Linked DNA regions of Homo sapiens: region 1 is linked to region 2. The links are chromatin loops, found by intact Hi-C in ENCODE. Cell type or tissue: OCI-LY7. All regions are shown on one strand. Links, peaks and the distances in the headings refer to the core of each region. The heading gives the core; the rest is flanking DNA.

What was found. Hi-C counts contacts between places; a loop is a spot of excess contacts. Peaks named below come from ENCODE experiments on the same cell type or tissue, not always from the same donor. Only the 100,000 strongest peaks of a DNase experiment are listed, where the experiment ranks them.
Region 1: it touches region 2 in a loop (2.0-fold over the local background); 2 of 110 quality-filtered maps call a loop at or near these places.

What each region holds. Positions count from the first base shown.
Region 1 is chr7:90,834,200-90,842,540 of GRCh38, forward strand. All of the region lies in intron 5 of CDK14 (cyclin dependent kinase 14), which reads left to right. Among named protein-coding and RNA genes, the nearest start is that of CDK14, 240 kb to the left of the region's middle. In OCI-LY7, for the core only: a CTCF peak has its summit at 4,749; no DNase peak of the experiment used is centred there.
Region 2 is chr7:90,703,889-90,712,229 of GRCh38, forward strand. All of the region lies in intron 2 of CDK14 (cyclin dependent kinase 14), which reads left to right. Among named protein-coding and RNA genes, the nearest start is that of CDK14, 110 kb to the left of the region's middle. RefSeq lists enhancers at 5,165-5,284, 5,735-5,924. In OCI-LY7, for the core only: CTCF peaks have their summits at 5,042 (motif pointing right) and 5,252; DNase peaks (open chromatin) are centred at 5,073, 5,963 and 6,793; H3K4me3 peaks cover 3,818 bases; H3K27ac peaks cover 3,977 bases.

The DNA.
Region 1 (8,341 bases), core at 154-8,153, 130 kb after region 2:
TGTATCTCTCATTTAGCATATGTACAATTACTACATTTTCCTACAAATTACTTTGAAAGATATATTAATCAACAGTGGTAGTAGGTATTATTAGAGAACAAAGCCATGATTATCAAATACATTTGTTTTGTTAAAACAATGGGAGTATGTCAGACATATAGATTGACTTCCTTGAAGACAAGTGAAAAGCAAGTAAGGCTGGAAGCTGATGTGTGGAGACTGAGAGGGGAGTGATCAGATAAAGTAGGGCCTTGTGTATGAAAGATGAGATTTTATTAGGACTGTAATGGGAAGCCACTGGAGTAATTGGGAAGAAATTGGAGGTTTTGTTCGTTTGCAGCATAAGTTTTAAAAGAGTACTTTGCATTTGGGTTTTTAGTAGACTGGGAAGAAAGGTGTTGGTAGTTTAAACTAAGTTTATAACCTGGAGATGGGGAAAAGTAAATGGAGACTGGACATTTTTTGATGGTACTGCTAATGGGACTTTCTGCTGGATTGATCCAGGGGATAAGAGGAAATAGGAATCAAGGCCAAATTCTGGGTTTTATTTGTTTAGCATTTACTGGAATGTATTATTTTATGGGAATAACAGGTTTGGGGCAGATCTGGGGGAAATCAAGGATTCTTTGAAATGGCTATCAGCCATGCAATTCATGATGTCTAGTTGGCAGCTGATGTATAAGGCTGGTGCTCAAGGATACACTCAGGCTAGAGGGAAAAGCTAGAGATTTATCAGTGAACAGATGGTCTTTAAAACCACAGAAATAGATGAGATTATCCATTCAGTGAATGTAGACAGAAAAGAGGGCTCAAGTCACAGCCCAGGGTTTAGATGTTAGGAGGATGAGGCAGCAGGAGTGACGGTGACTGACAAGGAGCAAAGGAGGACAAAGTAAACAAGAAGATAAAGGCATTGAAAAAGGAGAAAATAATCTGTCAGAGGTTTTTGCGAGACAGAAACTGACTAGAAAGAATGAAAGACATGGATGCCAGATTAGAGTAGGTTATGGATAAAGTGGGAGGTGATAGAGGAATTTGTAAGGATTGGGATCTTAAGAAAGAGTAACTGAGAAATGATTGTTAAGCGTGGGTAAGTGTGGCAGGTGGGGAGTGGAGAACTTGAAGTCAAGGGAGAATTTTATAAGATGGTGCTCTAGGGTATGTTTAAAGGTAATGTCCTAGCAGAAAGAGAGGAAGACTAGCCAGAGAGAACAGATAATTGCTGGAAGGAAGGGGAAGGAGAGATGGTTGAGTTTGCCCTTTGTAGGAGCAGTGGATGCCAGGCTATGAATACAAATGCGCTTAATACATGTAAGTCTCTGTGCAAGACAATGATAGTGAAAATCAAAGTGTGTTGTTGACAATGAAGTGCTAGGTAAATGTGACATGATCCTGTCATTCTGCAATTACTTCTATTACTTCTTGCCTCCCTCACCTCCTCCTCCTGCTCCTCTCTCACTTCCTTCCAAGTCACATATAGTAGTCCAGTGTACAGTACTAGTACAGTACAGTTTGTGGGTATATATTAAGTCCTGCATCACTTAATAACAGAGTGCATTCTGATAAATGTACCGTTAGGTGATTCCATCTTTGTGCAAACATCATAGAGTGCTAATATAAAAATATAGATGGTGCAGCTTTGTACATACCTAGGCTATATGGTATATAGCCCATTGCTCCTCGGTTACAAACCTCTACAGCATGTTTTCCTATTGAATACTGTAGGTAATTGTAACACAATGGTAAGTATTTGTATATCTAAATGTAGAAAAGGTGCAGTGAAAATACAGTATAAGAGATAAAAATGGTACACCTATATAGAGCACTTACCATGAATGGAGCTTGCAGGACTAGAAGTTTCATTGGTGAGTCAATGAGTGAGTAATGAGTGAATATGAAGGCCTACTATACTACTGTAGACTTTATAAATACTGTATAATTAGGCTACACTAAATTTATTTTAAAAACTTTTTCTTCAATAATAACCTTAGCTTACCATTAATTTTTTTACTTTATAAACTTTGTAATTAGAAACACTTTTAGACTCTTTTATAATAACCCTGAAGTTAAGATGCAGACACATTGCCTAGATGTACAAAAAATATCTTTTTTCTTTATATCCTTATTCTATAAGCTATTTTTAATATTTCAATTTTTTTCTTTTTTACTTTTTAAATGTCTTTCTTAAAAACCAATACACAAACACACACAGTAGCCTTGGATTCATGGGGTCAGGATTATCAATATCTCTATCTTCCACCTCGATGTCTTGTCCCACTGAAAGGACTTCAGGAGCAATAACATGCTTGGAGCTGTCATCTCCTATTATAACAAGGCCTTCTTCTAGAATACCTCCCGAAGAACCTGCCTAAGGCTGTTTTACAGTGATTTTTTTTTAACAAGTAAAAGGAGTAAAGGCATACACTAACATAATGATAAAAATGGTATACATAAACCAGTAACATAGTCATTTATTATCATTATCAAGTATTATTGTTCTGTACATAATTGTCTATGCAACCCTTTTATACAACTGCCAATGCAGTAGGTTTGTTTGCACCAGCATCACACAAACACAGGAGTAATGCATTGACCTACAATGTTATCATGACCATGACATTAGTAGGGGCTAGACATTTTTAAGCTCTATCATAATCTTATGTGACCATCGTCATATGTACAGTACATCATTGACCAAAATGTCATTATGCAGCATGTAACTGTATATTGTTTCTGTACCTGCTGAGCAGCAAGTAGAATGTTCACCTCATTTGCATCACAGATTCTTTTGAAATACAAGTTAAGCAGCCAGTCTCCTTCTCAGGAAAATACAAAATCATAAAAGCATGCAAATAAAGGGTTTCTGGGACAGCTGGCACTTGCTCCAGAGTAGGAGTTAGTTTTAGAGTTTAATGGGATAGCTGGCCATTTTCCCTCAGGCCTTTGGACCGTATGGCAATGATTATTCCTGGGCATTGTGATCACATGCAAAGGTTGTATAAGAGAAAGAATCTTTGCTATGGAGAGTTTGTTATTAGGCTTGCTACACTTCTGCAAAATATTTTAAATAATATTTCTTTCTTTCTTTTTTCTTTTTTTTTTTTTTGAGATGGAGTCTCGCTCTATCACCCAGGCTGGAATGCAGTGGTACAATCTCGGCTCACTGCAACCTCCACCTCCTGGGTTCAAGCAGTTATCCTGCCTCAGCCTCCCGAGTAGCTGGGACTGCAGGTGCCCACCACCACACCCGGCTAATTAAATAATATTTCTAAGTGAAATAAAATTCTAGACAGCAGAATGATAAGCTTAGTGTATTAGAACATGATTTCAGAGTCATTCCAGATTACACAGAAAGAGATGGGCCAAACTGTCACTGCCCTCTGCTTTTATAATCAAAGGCTGGATGTATTATCTCTGTGGGGAGAAAGACATGTTGGGCCTAGAGAAGCCTGGCCAGAGTATCAGAGATGGACTTAGAAGCCCAGCAGAGCCTGTTCTTCTTTGCTTTTTTTACTACTGGATTCTGCCTTCTTGACTCTGACTTGACCTGGTCAGGGGAAGGTGGGCAGACAGATTCAGAGGGGCATATGGGCACCATCTCTGGTGTGAGGGTATGCCTGGGTTTTGTAGGATGAACCTTAGAGATTCTTACAACATTAGTGTTAGAAGACATATTAAACATCTAGAGTAGTGATTTTCAAGGCTAGGGTGGGTTGCAGATCAGGATTGTGGTGAGGAGGGGAAAGGATGTGTTGTTTGGAAAAACATATGTAGGATGCCTGTTGTTTCCATAATACAAATTACAAAACACACACTCACCAAAGTTCCCTCTGCTGCAACGGGTATGACGGTGGTCGAGTGTTGCAGGAAGTCAGGGACCCCAAATGGAGGGACCGGCTGAAGCTGCGGCAGAAGAACATAAATTGTGAAGATTTCATGAACATTTATTAGTTCCCAAAATTAATACTTTTATAATTTCTTATGCCTGTTTTACTGCAATCTCTGAACATAAATTGTGAAGATTTCATGGACATTTATTAGTTCCCAAAATTAATACTTTTATAATTTCCTATGCCTGTCTTTAATCTCTTAATCCTGTCATCTTCATAGGCTGAGGATGTATGTCACCTCAGGACCCTGCGATGATTGCGTTAACTGTACAAATTGTAAAACATGAGTGTTTGAACAATATGAAATCAGTGCACCCTGAAAAAGAACAGAGTAACAGTGATTTTCAGGGAACAAGGAAAGATAACCATAAGGTCTGACTGCCTGCGGGGTCAGGCAGAATAGAGCCATATTTTTCTTCTTGCAGGGAGCCTATAAATAGATGTGTGAGTAGGAGAAATATTGCTGAATTATTTTCCCAGCAAGGAATATTAATAATTAATACCCTGGGAAAGGAATGCATTCCCAGGGGTAGGTCTATAGATAGCCGCTCTGGGAGTGTCTGTCTTATGCAGTTGAGATAAGGGATGAAATACACCCTGGTCTCCTGCAGTGCCCTCAGGCTTACTAGGATTGGGAAATTCCAGCCTGGTAGATTCTAGTCAGACTGATTGTCTGCTCTTGAACCCTGTTTCCTGTTAAGATGTTTATCAAGACAATGCGTGCCCAGCGGAACATGGACCCTCATCAGTAATTCTAATTTCGCCCTTGCCTTGTGGTCTTGCTCTGCCCTTTGCCTTGGGATCTTTTATTGCCCTTTGAAACATGTGATCTCTGTGACCCACTCACTATTCATATACCCCCTCCCCTTTTGAAATCCCTAATAAAAACTTGCTGGTTTTGCAGCTAGGGGTCGCCATCACGGTCCTACCAATATGTGATGGCACCCCCGGAGGCCCCGATGTAAAATTTCTCTCTTTGTATTCTTTCTCTTTATTTCTCAGACCGGCTGACACTTAGGGAAAATAGGAAAGAACCTATGTTGAAATATTGGGGGTGGTTCCCCTGATAGTTGAGCAAGAAAGTTTTGTAGAAAATTTGGGTGAAAGAAATGCAGAGATCTTGTTCCAGGCATTCATTTAAGAGGTGAGGAAATGAATCAAGTCTCAGTGGTTGATTGACCTGCCTAGGGATTCATAGTTAATAGTGTAGAATTGAGACTATGGCTTGGCCTCCAGGGTTCTAGCTGTGTGCCTTTTTGTACTCTGCTAATGCCCCTTGCCTCTGTTCAAGTAAGTCATTAGCCATAATGAACAGTTTTGCTGTTTCAGTGTGGTGAAATCCACAGCAAGATAGCTTTCTAGTGACGAAGGTTGTATACAGGGAAGCCCATTTGCTCACTTCCTCCCACCCCATCTGTTCTTTTCCTTAGCATACAGGGCTTTAATGATCTCTACTTGCTGCAATGTGTCTCTCAAGATTTAAAAACAAATGGCAAATTTGTGCCTCAGGAGTCTTGTGAAAACAACATATTACATGTAAGAAACAAATAATTTTATTTTCTGGTTATTTTTCACACTTCTTCCAAATGGTATCATAGGATGCTATGCCTAGTTTCCCTTTCTCTAGTATAAACTATTGGTTTTAATGAAATATCATTTATTACAGATAGTAGGGTTTTATGCATTTTTTTCATTCAGAATCAAAGTGGAATGTGTTCCAAGTGCTTGTGTGCATAGTGAAGTTTTTTTTCCTTTTTGAAATTGTTTCTTGTATTATGTTGTTGCCTCATGCCTCCATCCTGTACTGACAGACGGGTTTGCTTGCTGGGATGTTTACTTCAATGCAGCCAACATATACTGCATGCCTACTGTGTAGACATCTAGAAGGATGTAAAAAGAATGAAGGATGTGAGTTAAGCTGACTATCATTTAAACTTTGGGATGATGGGATAAGAGACTGGAAATTACTTGCTTCAGATGACAGGCTACATCTATTTTCCTTCTAAGAGGACTGTCCTATTACCTTGTCACTGTCACCAGAAGCTGTCGGACTTTCAAGCTAAGATGTTCTCTACTCCTGTCTTTTCTAGCCTGGCAACTGCCTATCTTTGTTTCAAAGCCCTGTTTAATTTTAAAGGAGTGAAAAAGACTGCGGTGTGTGCAGTTTTCTGTGTTGGAGAGATTGGCAGAGTGATTTTCCAGAACCAAGGACTGAGTGGAGCTCAAGTCTTACTTGTTATTTGATCCATAAAGTTTGGAAAGTTCATGATCCTTAAAAAGAACTATATAAGAAGGCTTTTAGTTTTCTTTAAAGCCATAGTGATTTGCCAAAAATATATCCAAAAGAATAACCAGAACAGGACATTCTTCTCTAATTAACTATAAGTTCCCATTTGATGTATTAAGATTTAGGTAAGCAGGGAGAACAAGAGTTAAAATAATTCTTTGTCTTTTAACTGTGATCTTTCCCATCCCTTCCTTTGCTAGGGTAGGACTGGTGGTTGGAGAATTGGATACATAAGGGAAGCTTGTGGCCTCAGTCCAAGATAGGACAATATGGTAGTTCTGGAAGAGATGTAGGAATTCTGAGTAATAGTCCAAGATACCTTTCTCTTTATCCTTTTTCCTGTTTTATTCACTTCCACTTTGATGCATTCCCATTCCACAATCAGTATGTTTTACCTTTACAATAGAAGGTGATACAGACTGCTTACCATAGTTTCTCTTATACCAAAGGGCTACAGCTGTTCTCCATTGAGAGGTTTAGCCAATATTGCATTAGTAGAAATTCTGAGGGATTTTCTTTAACTTTTTCATTGACATTGTGTCTGTTTAAAGTGCAAGTGAATGAAGGAAAAATACAAGAGAGTACACACTCATATGCACATACAGGTACATATATGGTGGCATATGAATAGAAAAAGAAATGGGAGGGAAGGTATCAAACTGGTTTTCTATAGCTAGAATTTGATGGATTTTTGTGTTTTTTTGCTTTATACCTTTAGAAATTGTTAAACATTTTTTGAGGCAAATAAGTTTTACTTTCATAATCAGGGTAAAAAAAAGTTTTCCTATTTGAAAAATAAAAGTTACAGGGAACTTTTAGAACATTGCAACTATTCTATGTCTTATTGTAATGGTGGAAATAATTCATTTGTCCAAACCCATACAATATAGAAAACAAACAGTGAACATGAACTGTGGACCTCAGTGAATAAAAAAGTGATCAATTTTAGCTCATCAGCTGTAAAAAATATAGCCTCCTATGTTAATACTAGGGGAACCTGGGAAGTGGGAGAGGAGGGACTATATGGGAACCCTCTGAACTTTCTGCTTACTTTTTTTTTGTAAACATAAAACTGCTCTAAAAATAAAGTCTATTATTTAAAAATAAAAGTAATATACAATATTGTTAAATTTGGGGTGGTAACTAAACATGTTGCTTAATTGCCTCCTTTTTTGTTAGTTGCCCATAACAGAGCAGTTGCTTACGAAGCAGCACTTACCTACAGCAGCACTTCCTTATGAAGTTTCTGATAATAATGATATTTTCATCATATATATATATGTACACACACACACACACACACACACACACACACAGGTGTCAGCTTTCCCAGTGGAACAAAAGGAGCTGGGAAGATTCTAGTGACTGTGGTTACTTGAGGGTACTTCTTATATTCTTAGTAGTTCCAGACACTTGCTTATGGAAAAGAGGAAACTAATTTTCATGGAGTGCCCACTCTGTGTTGGGCACTGCGGTAGGTGTTTCGCATGTCCTCATGCAGCCTTTAATACAGGTACCATCCTTACACTGAAGATGAGGAAGCAGCTGAGCAAGATCACAAGCTAGCAGAGACAAAGCCTAGAATTCAAATCCTATGTATTTTTTTAAAAAATAATCATAACACCTTGGAGTGCCCTTAGCAACAAGCATATAACAAAGCAACAGAGCAATAACAGCCCCTGCAAGTTTAGTTAGAAATATTTTGAAAAATGAGAAAAGTACTTTAATAGCTAATTGTATCTTTGGATTTATTATACTCAAAACGATGACACAGGTTAGTTTGTTATGTACTAGGCAAATTTAATACCTTATTTTATATATTTTCTTACAAGATGCTATTTTGATCCTATGAAGCCATCATTTGACATTTTGGCAGTAACATTAGGCATCTAATTTCACTTTCTTTGTTCCTGTCAAACGATCCCCACAAGTACAAAGTGCTGTGTCAGACTCATGTGAAAACTTTGAAGAGTTTGAAATAAGACAGCTTAAAGTGGGAAATATTCTCTTATTAGTGATTGGTGTGAAAGAAGGCAGTGAGAATGTGCACCAGAAAGTGATCTGGTACTGCAGCCTAGGAAAATAAAGGCAGAAAGGAAGGGTGTTAGGAACAAGTGGCACAGATTGGAGAAAGCAGAAGCTGCTAGAAAGACTTTTGAAACAA
Region 2 (8,341 bases), core at 203-8,202:
CAACCTGGGCAACATGGCAAAATCCTGTCTCTACAAAAAATACAAAAATTAGCTGGGCATGGTGGCATGCACCTGTGGTTCCAATTACTCAGCAGGCTGAGGTGCTGAGTGGGAGGATCACTTGAAGCTGGGAGGTCCAGCCTGCTGTAACTCATAATCGTGCCGCTGTACTTCAGCCTGGGCAACAGAGTGAGACCCTGTCTCAAAAAGAAAGCAGTGCCCTGAAATCAGATTTTTTTGAAAGCCAGGCAAAAATAAGATTTTTAAAAAATGATAGTCTGCATCTACCAGTTTCTGTTATAGAGTCATAATTGTCAACTTTACACGCTGCTTCTTGACAACCTTAACAATCTGAAGTTCCCTTGCTATAGCTCTAGCTTTGGATTTTAATTTCCAACTTAGATGAAGTTCATAACAAAACATTTTTTCACCTGAACATATTTTCTGCAGTTCATAGGGATCAGCACAGGATTTATCTTTAGCCAAGACATGTTACAGCATCCATTGTATGCAAAATTGTATCAGCAATGTAGGGAATGCAGAGATGAAGAAAATGTGGCATGTATGTGTGTTTATTAGAATTGTGTTGTTTTTATTAGTGTTCTGGATGTGTAGGTTTTGAATGGTCTTCCTCAATATCATTTTCCACATAAGTCCTTTGGTTTTTAGGGTGTAATTTAACAGAATGTAAAGTTTTGCTGGGAACAGATTTATTGGGTTGTGATAGAATCACCTATGTTTATTGATAAAGTTAGTTCTTTTTTCCCCTACAGAATCAAGAAAACACTCAAAGTTGTATAATATTAGGAGGAAAATCTCAACATTGCCATGCAATGTCGTGCATGACATATGGATAGGTTTGGTATTGTGGTTAAGACATGGCTGTTAAACATTCAGTTTAACAGATTCCTCCAGAATTTCACGGTGTTTTGGGAAAGTATTTTAGATAAGTGACATTTCTTCAAATATATGAGATTGTAAGTAGTGAGTGACATCAGAAGAGAATTAAGTCATAAAGTTTTTAGGGTTCACAAAAAGGTTGGGGTTTAGGCTTACTAAAACAAAATGAACATTTAAAAATCAATAACATGAAATTTTACCATAAAAATTTACAACATAAAATAGATTACTAATATATTACTAAATATAATCTATTTTAAAAGAGAAAGTATTTGCTAGGGTTATATGGAATTATAATCATTTGAAAAGCAACTTATTTTTGGAAAATTTCTGTTTTCTTTATTACTTTTGAAAATAAATTTATAATTTTTTCCTTTCTTTTAGACTTAAAAGTTTTAATGAAGCTAATTCATAAAGTAGCTGATTATTATAGTTAGATTCGTATATATAAAGTACTCTTTTCTTCCCTCATATTTAAAATTTTCTTAGTGTTTCTTTTTCCTTGTTCTGTTAAAAAAAAGTGTTTTCCCTTCACAGGCTTTTGGTAGAAAAGGAAAAAAAAAGATAAAGATAGAAAAAAAGTAATTCTCTATCCCTTTCTTCAGTTCTTTTTTCCAGGTTTTAAAAAATTGTTTGGCCCCACCTGTCCTTCAGACCCTATTTATGTGAAGATCAGTCATCTGGCAGCCTCTTGTGTCTGAGATAGCTCCACGAAGGCTGACATGAAACAAGGGTTTCTGAGTACTGCAGAGCCTGTGGAGTAAGGCCTACATGTTTTCCACTCAGGAGAAAGTTCATGGTTCTGCTTTGAACCCACCTGTTGACTCGAGCCATTCACACCCTCTTCTAATAAGCCTGATTATCTAGTTGCCCAATACGGGGATGGCTGAGGAAGCCTGTAGCAAGAAGACTGAGGAGAGTGTGGTGATATTAGAAGGAAGAGGCACATATAGGGCCATAATAAGTCGATTTTGATGCTAAAAAGAGAATGAATCATAAAAATGAAGCAGAAGAACACTTAGATGTCAGATTATTGAGATTAGGAGCCAGTTGGCCCTGTATACCTACTGTTAAACCCCGAGGGCTGCTGCTGATGTTTATAATTGGCCCCATCATCAGTTGAAGATTAGATTGTGTTTATTATAATCTCTTTTAAAAGTCAGGGAAGTGCATACTACTTTTTAGAATTTAAAAAAGTCTCATATAAAGACAGGCATTTCAAAGGATCGATTTTTGTTTACTCACAAAAATGACCTAGTAGATGTTAGTCTTGTTTTTCTCTCTGTCCACTGAGATTGTTTTTACAAGCCTTTTTGTCTCTTCTCTTTGAAGCTATAATTTTTATTTTAACCTCTACTGTTGTTCTTTTATGGCATAGTTTCAGACATCTCAATGGCCTCTAATAAAGATATTCTTAACACCATAGATTGTGAATCCTGTATGACATAATGATTAATTTCCTGCAGCTTTGCGCTCTCCCTGCTCTCTTTACTTCTGCTTTATAGTCAGACTTGGTGTCTACATGCTTGTTGAGACTATTATTTTCCCCTACCCATTCCTCAAGCTACCCATCCATTTCCACTCTACATATGTCCACAGAATTTGTTTGAACTTCTGTCATCAGCAACTCTTCTTACTGTTTATTTATTCAGCAAGTACTGAGTGCTGTCCTAGGGGCTGGGGAAACACAGGAGAACAAACGAGAAGTCCATGCTCTTAAGCAGTTTACATTCTAGTGGGGAAGGAAGACAAACAAAGTAAATTAATGAACAAAAACAGTGTAATGTGATAGGGGAGGGAGGAGCAACAGCAGAGGAAAGCCAGAGAAGGACTCTGAAGAGGCAATACCTGAGGTCCAACTGAGTAATGGGAACAAGTCAGCCAAGGGGTTATCTGGGAAGAACATTCTAGGCAGAGAGAACAGCAAACAGAAACATTCCTGAGAAACCAGCTTTGAGGAAAAGAAAAATTGTCCATTGTGACTGAACCATAGTTGGATGAGTGTTGTGCTCAGATCCACTTGGTCAGTGGGTGCCTAGGGTGAACAGAAGTCCTTCCCGTCCAGGTCTCAGTCAGTGACTGATCAGCCCAGGGATACAAAAGCCTGGCCCTCTTGCTTCAGGGGAGACTAATGCTGGGTGTAGTTTTTGTCTGAGGCCACATTCTTCCTTGGCTTTTCCCCTCCCTGTCCTGCCTCCCCATTTCTTTTCACTGAGGGCACTGCCCCCAATAAATTGTAAGATCTGGGCCCAGCTCTGTTTCTAGGAAACCCTGACCTAGGCATATAAGCAAACTTTTGATCTATCATCTGAGCTCCAGACCCTTAGACAGCTGCTTGTGCAACATGTCCACTTGGATGTTCAGAGATACCTAAAACTCAATGTGTAAAAAATTGAGTTTATAATAGTTTCCTCTTTTCCTCAAGCTTGTATTCTTCCTGTGTTCACTGGTTTACTTTATGAACCAGCCTTTTACCTAGTTATACTAGAGAATTCAGTATAGATTTTCCCTTTCCATAGACTTCATGTCCAGTCACTCAGCAGGTAACCCATGGTGAATGCCTCTTACCTCTGTTGTTTTTCCACCCACATTTTCATGGCTTTAGTTCAGGGCCTTGTCTGAAACACTAGCTTAGCTTCCCAAGTGGCCTCCCCACTTCCCTTCCTTCACCTCTCCAATCCATTTCTACACCATTACCCTGTCGTAAGATGAAAAATCTCATCCAGCCACTCTTCTGCCTCTAGTCCTGTAGGGCTTTTCTATTGGATAAAATGGCAACTTCATATAGGATAAAATTCCCAACTTTTTAGCATGGCTTACAGGGCCCTTTCTGCCCTGGCATTGAGCCACCTTTCTTCTGAGCCTTCGCAGTGGTGACCACTGTGAGTATGGCTTGGTTATTTCCTCATACAGCTTCCAGTTTCAGGCTTCATGCTATTCCCCAAATGTCCTTCTTCTCCTGGGTAGTACTGGAAGCTTCAGCTTTACGTTACCTCCTCTGTGAAGTCTTTTTTTGAGCCACCTAAGGAATATTATTTATACTGAATAGAGCACTCTCAAAATACTCATTTCAGTGTATTATAATCACTTGCTTTATTTCTAATCACTTAAGGCATTCATTGAATGCAGAGCACATGGCTCTTCACATTGCTAGGCACATTAGCACGTTTGCTGAATGAATAGATGAAAGATTAAAGGAGAAATGTTACTGTGTTTGTTGGTTTTTATACAAGATATCTTAGTGAACACAAACATTGTACGAATGTTAGGGGAAAGGGGATTGCCTAAGAAGAACCTTTAGCCCTAAAATTTGGAGTTGGGAAATTCATTAATTTTTTAAATGTTAATTTAATATTTGCTAGATGCCTAGCATTGTATTATGTGGTATTTAAGTAAATTTTGAAAAATGCAATTGGCGTGATTTATCAAGGGCCTTAAAATGGGGAAAATGCCAACAGTACAAGAGAGTTTTATGAGGTGGTGTATGATTAAATCTTGAATGACTCAAATAAGAAGTGCTGTTGGTTCTGGAAAAGGTGTCTTTGTGGGCTGGAGGGATAACCAATCACAAAAAAGTCAGGTTCTTGAAAGACCTGTTGAAGTCTATTCTGCAAAAATGATGCTCATATAATTCAATAGTTTTCAGATATTAAGGAGATAGCTTTCTCTTTTGACTTTGTTGAAGATGAAAGTATGTAATATTTGTATTTGAACAATAACTTTTTAAAAAGATTTTACATGAGCTTTTGTGTTGTAAGAAAACAAAGTTGAATTATCTTCACAGTGTCATTCAAAATGATGAAGGTGAAGATAGTTTGCAAGTGGGAGAAAGAAGAGATGATTCATTTAAACCAATTAGGATGTGAAGGGAAAACACTTTGCCTGAGGTTTCTCATCATCATTGTATACCCTAGTTTGGGGAGCTTTGGGAATATCGACCACTTATCATTGACACAGTAGTTACCGCCTCTTGTAATTTTTAAAATACGTGAATATTTACAAGGTTAGATTTCATGCCTTTTTTATTTCTTGCCTAAGGTATTTCTCAGTTGTATTGTTGTATCTTAATCTAATTTATGTCCTTTTGTGATTCTGTGTACCGAGGACAGGAACTCCTTTAAAAAAGAGTGGATCAACCACTCTCCTGTAGGGGTCGCTATGAGAGTAGCAGTCTGGCATCCTTCCTTTGCCGCCTAGCACCTTGTGGCATGACTTGGCACAATTTGCCTAAGGGTTGTGAGATCTGGCTTGTTTTGGTATTTTATTTTTCAGAATGGTATGAGCTCTAAGTCCACCAAAAATTCTGCAAGCTCATAACTATGCATTCTTTTACTTTGGTTCTGTGTATGCTGCATATGCTGCACCTGTGCTTTTTTTTTTTAACCACATATTTGGTGCGTGGTTATTTTAGACTTCTCATCATACTCCATTTGCATATGACAAATATATACACGTAGACACCATTTTAGCAGCTTTTGCAGCATGCATGATGGTGGCTGAAACTTGGCCTTCTATAGGATCCCAGATTATTATTTAATGGGGTTGTCACTCAGGACACTTACTGGCTTTCTCCAGTGCTCTTAAAAAATTGAATTGAGCATGATGAGGTGCATCCCCTTGATTAAATGTTTTTCCTCCTATGCAATCACCATTAGCTGTTTGGCTCCCATTCTGTATTCTTCTGAAGCAGCCCTGCATTGCAAATCAATATCTTTCTGAAAAGACAGTGTGTTGTGAATTGCCTTGACAGCATATGCACGGTTACTTTGGCTGCAATGCTGCTGCAGAGCCCGGTTACTCTGCCTTCGTGGGAACTCCACAGGCAAGTCCATCGTGTTTGGAAAAAAAAATTAGATTTTTTGGAGAAAATAATTGAGCTGTTAAAGCTATTGATACTGAATGTTAGCATGTCCTTTGAGTTCTTCTCAACAGTTTTTGGTCTTATTCCACTGAGATTAGCTTCTCTTAGGGGATTTCTGGGCTTTTTTTTTTTTGCTTGCTTATGCATCCCCCTCTCTTGGTTGTAGTACGGCCGTACCATTTCAGCTTGCTAGTGCAGAAAGATGTGAATTCAGTTGCTGTATGAGCCTGGCCTGGTGCAAACACATTGCTAGAGACATGTTAAAGAGTTCCAGGTGAATCAAGCCTGAGGGAGACAACAGCAAAACGGTAAGACAGAGCATGCTTAAAATTACAGGAGGGGTTTTAATTTGGAGCATCTCGGCAAGTCTGAATCCTGACTCACTCATTTACAACTTAAAAAGGATTCATTTTATGCATGTCATTTTACTCACTTCCTTCTATTTAACTGCCAGAAACATCACAGATTGATAAAGGGGGTATTTAAATTAGAGACTGACTGGAGGTTACTCATGGGAGAGTCTTTTGAGGCTCCCGAGGCTACTGCTTGTAGTTTGTAAACACCAGTAGCAGTGATAAGATGGGGAAAAGGTTTAACGACTGCTTCTTTGCCATATCTGAGTCTTATTCCTTCTGAAACTAGTCTTTATTTATTACAGCTGAAAGAGATCTTACATTTTTTTTTGCCTGGCTGTGCTTGGCTGAATGCCCTCTGAGTCAAGCAAGTGAAGGACGAGAGACTACTTTTTCCATTTGAGTAAACTGATGTCCATGAATTTAGCTGGATTGGATCTGAGTAGAATAAATATCTCTAATATATTAGAGACCTGGGGCTTCCTCCCTGCTCATCCTATTTCCTTCCTTTTTGGATCACAGAAATACACCTGCTTTAAGTGTGTACTGCTGAGCAGAGGTCAGTGTGCTGGTATTTTGCATCATTACACCTGTAGTGGTTATGCTTTTATGTACAGAAGTGATAATTCTTCGTGCAGTTCTGCGTGAAGTGCCAGCTCTAATAGTAGACTATTAGCATTTTGGATGCTAATGGAGAACCCCTGCATTCATGAAGGACCGTGGTAGCAGACAGCCTACTCCAATGAGGCTTACCTGCTTGTAAAGCAGATAAAATTGAGAGATAGGAATGTAAACCTTGACGTCTTCAGAGACTGAATTTTTGTTTCCTTTGTTAATTGTCACACAGTTGACATATTTGATGTGGCGGGGGTTTGAACTTGAAGGACATGTTTTAATAGTGTTCAAAGTGAGATTAATAACATTACTTAGTCCTAGTGACTTTATATGGATCCACCTATTATTATATAGGTGCTGAATGTTAAGGATGTCAGCATTTGATTTTTTGCTTTAAAAATATTCCACTTGTGTATAGTTTAATTAACTTAGTACTTTATGTAAAATGTAGATGGTGAATGTTAAAAAAATCAGTAGCTTGCATGTTGGCTATTATACAGAACTGGCATGTAGCCAGTTCTGTATAATTTTGTGACATAAGTAAATTTAAGAAAGATCGCCTGATTAGTTGATAGGCTAATTGAGAGAAATATGGGTAACTGTTGTGGTTCACTATGAGTAAATTTCTTTAAATGGTGCAGTGCTTCTGTATTCACTCAACTATTTACTGTTGAGGTTGGACATTGATTGTTGGGAGTGAATATTTGGATTTTCTTCCAAAGATAGATCAAATTTACCTCTCTTTTTTTTTAAACTTTTTTTTTCTGTTTGGAAGATGATGCGCCCTGTGTTTACTGTTTCTTTTTCTGAGAATCTTGTGTTTTAGCTATTCATATTTTTACCTTTACTTTGTGTGAGTTGTGAGGATTTTTTTTTCATCCTGTGACAGAAGGAATTGTAAGTTTGCGAAAAGTAATTTTTAAAAAGTAGAGCAATAACGTGACTGATTTTACAATCATACGATATTTCTCTCATTCTGCAAATATTGATTAGCCACCCACTATGTGTAAAACATTGTAAGACCTGCTGTAAAGGAAGTATGGATGAAACAGTACATTTTCCTGAAGAAGCTTAGATATAGTTGTGTTAGTATTTTCCCCTGGAATACGCCCCATTATACTTTCTCATGGATAGTCAGTTTGGTGCTTTTTAATCCTCTCCTTTTAAAAAAGCATTTTTTGGTTAAACATTTTTGGAGTCTGTTGTGTAATAGTGGTGAGTAAAACAGATCTAGTCCTGGTTCTTATGGAACTTATAGTCTACTATGTTTTTTTTTTTTTTTTTCAATTGAGCCGAGGGTCTCACTATGTTGGCCAGGTTTGTCTTGAGCTCCTGGACTCATGTGACCCTCCTGCTTTGGCCTTCCAAAGTACTGGGATTACAGGCATTAGCCACTGCACGCAGCTACAGTCTACTTTTAAAAATATTTCAAAGAGAAAATATGTGGCAAGTTTTTTTTTTTCATTTTGGTAGTTATGAAGGAGATATTGTATGCTTTGATATTTTTTATTGTGGTGAAATATATATAACACAAATCTTGCCATTATTACCATTTTTAAGTTTATAATTCAGTGGCATTAGATATATTCACAGTGTTTTCAACCATCACCAC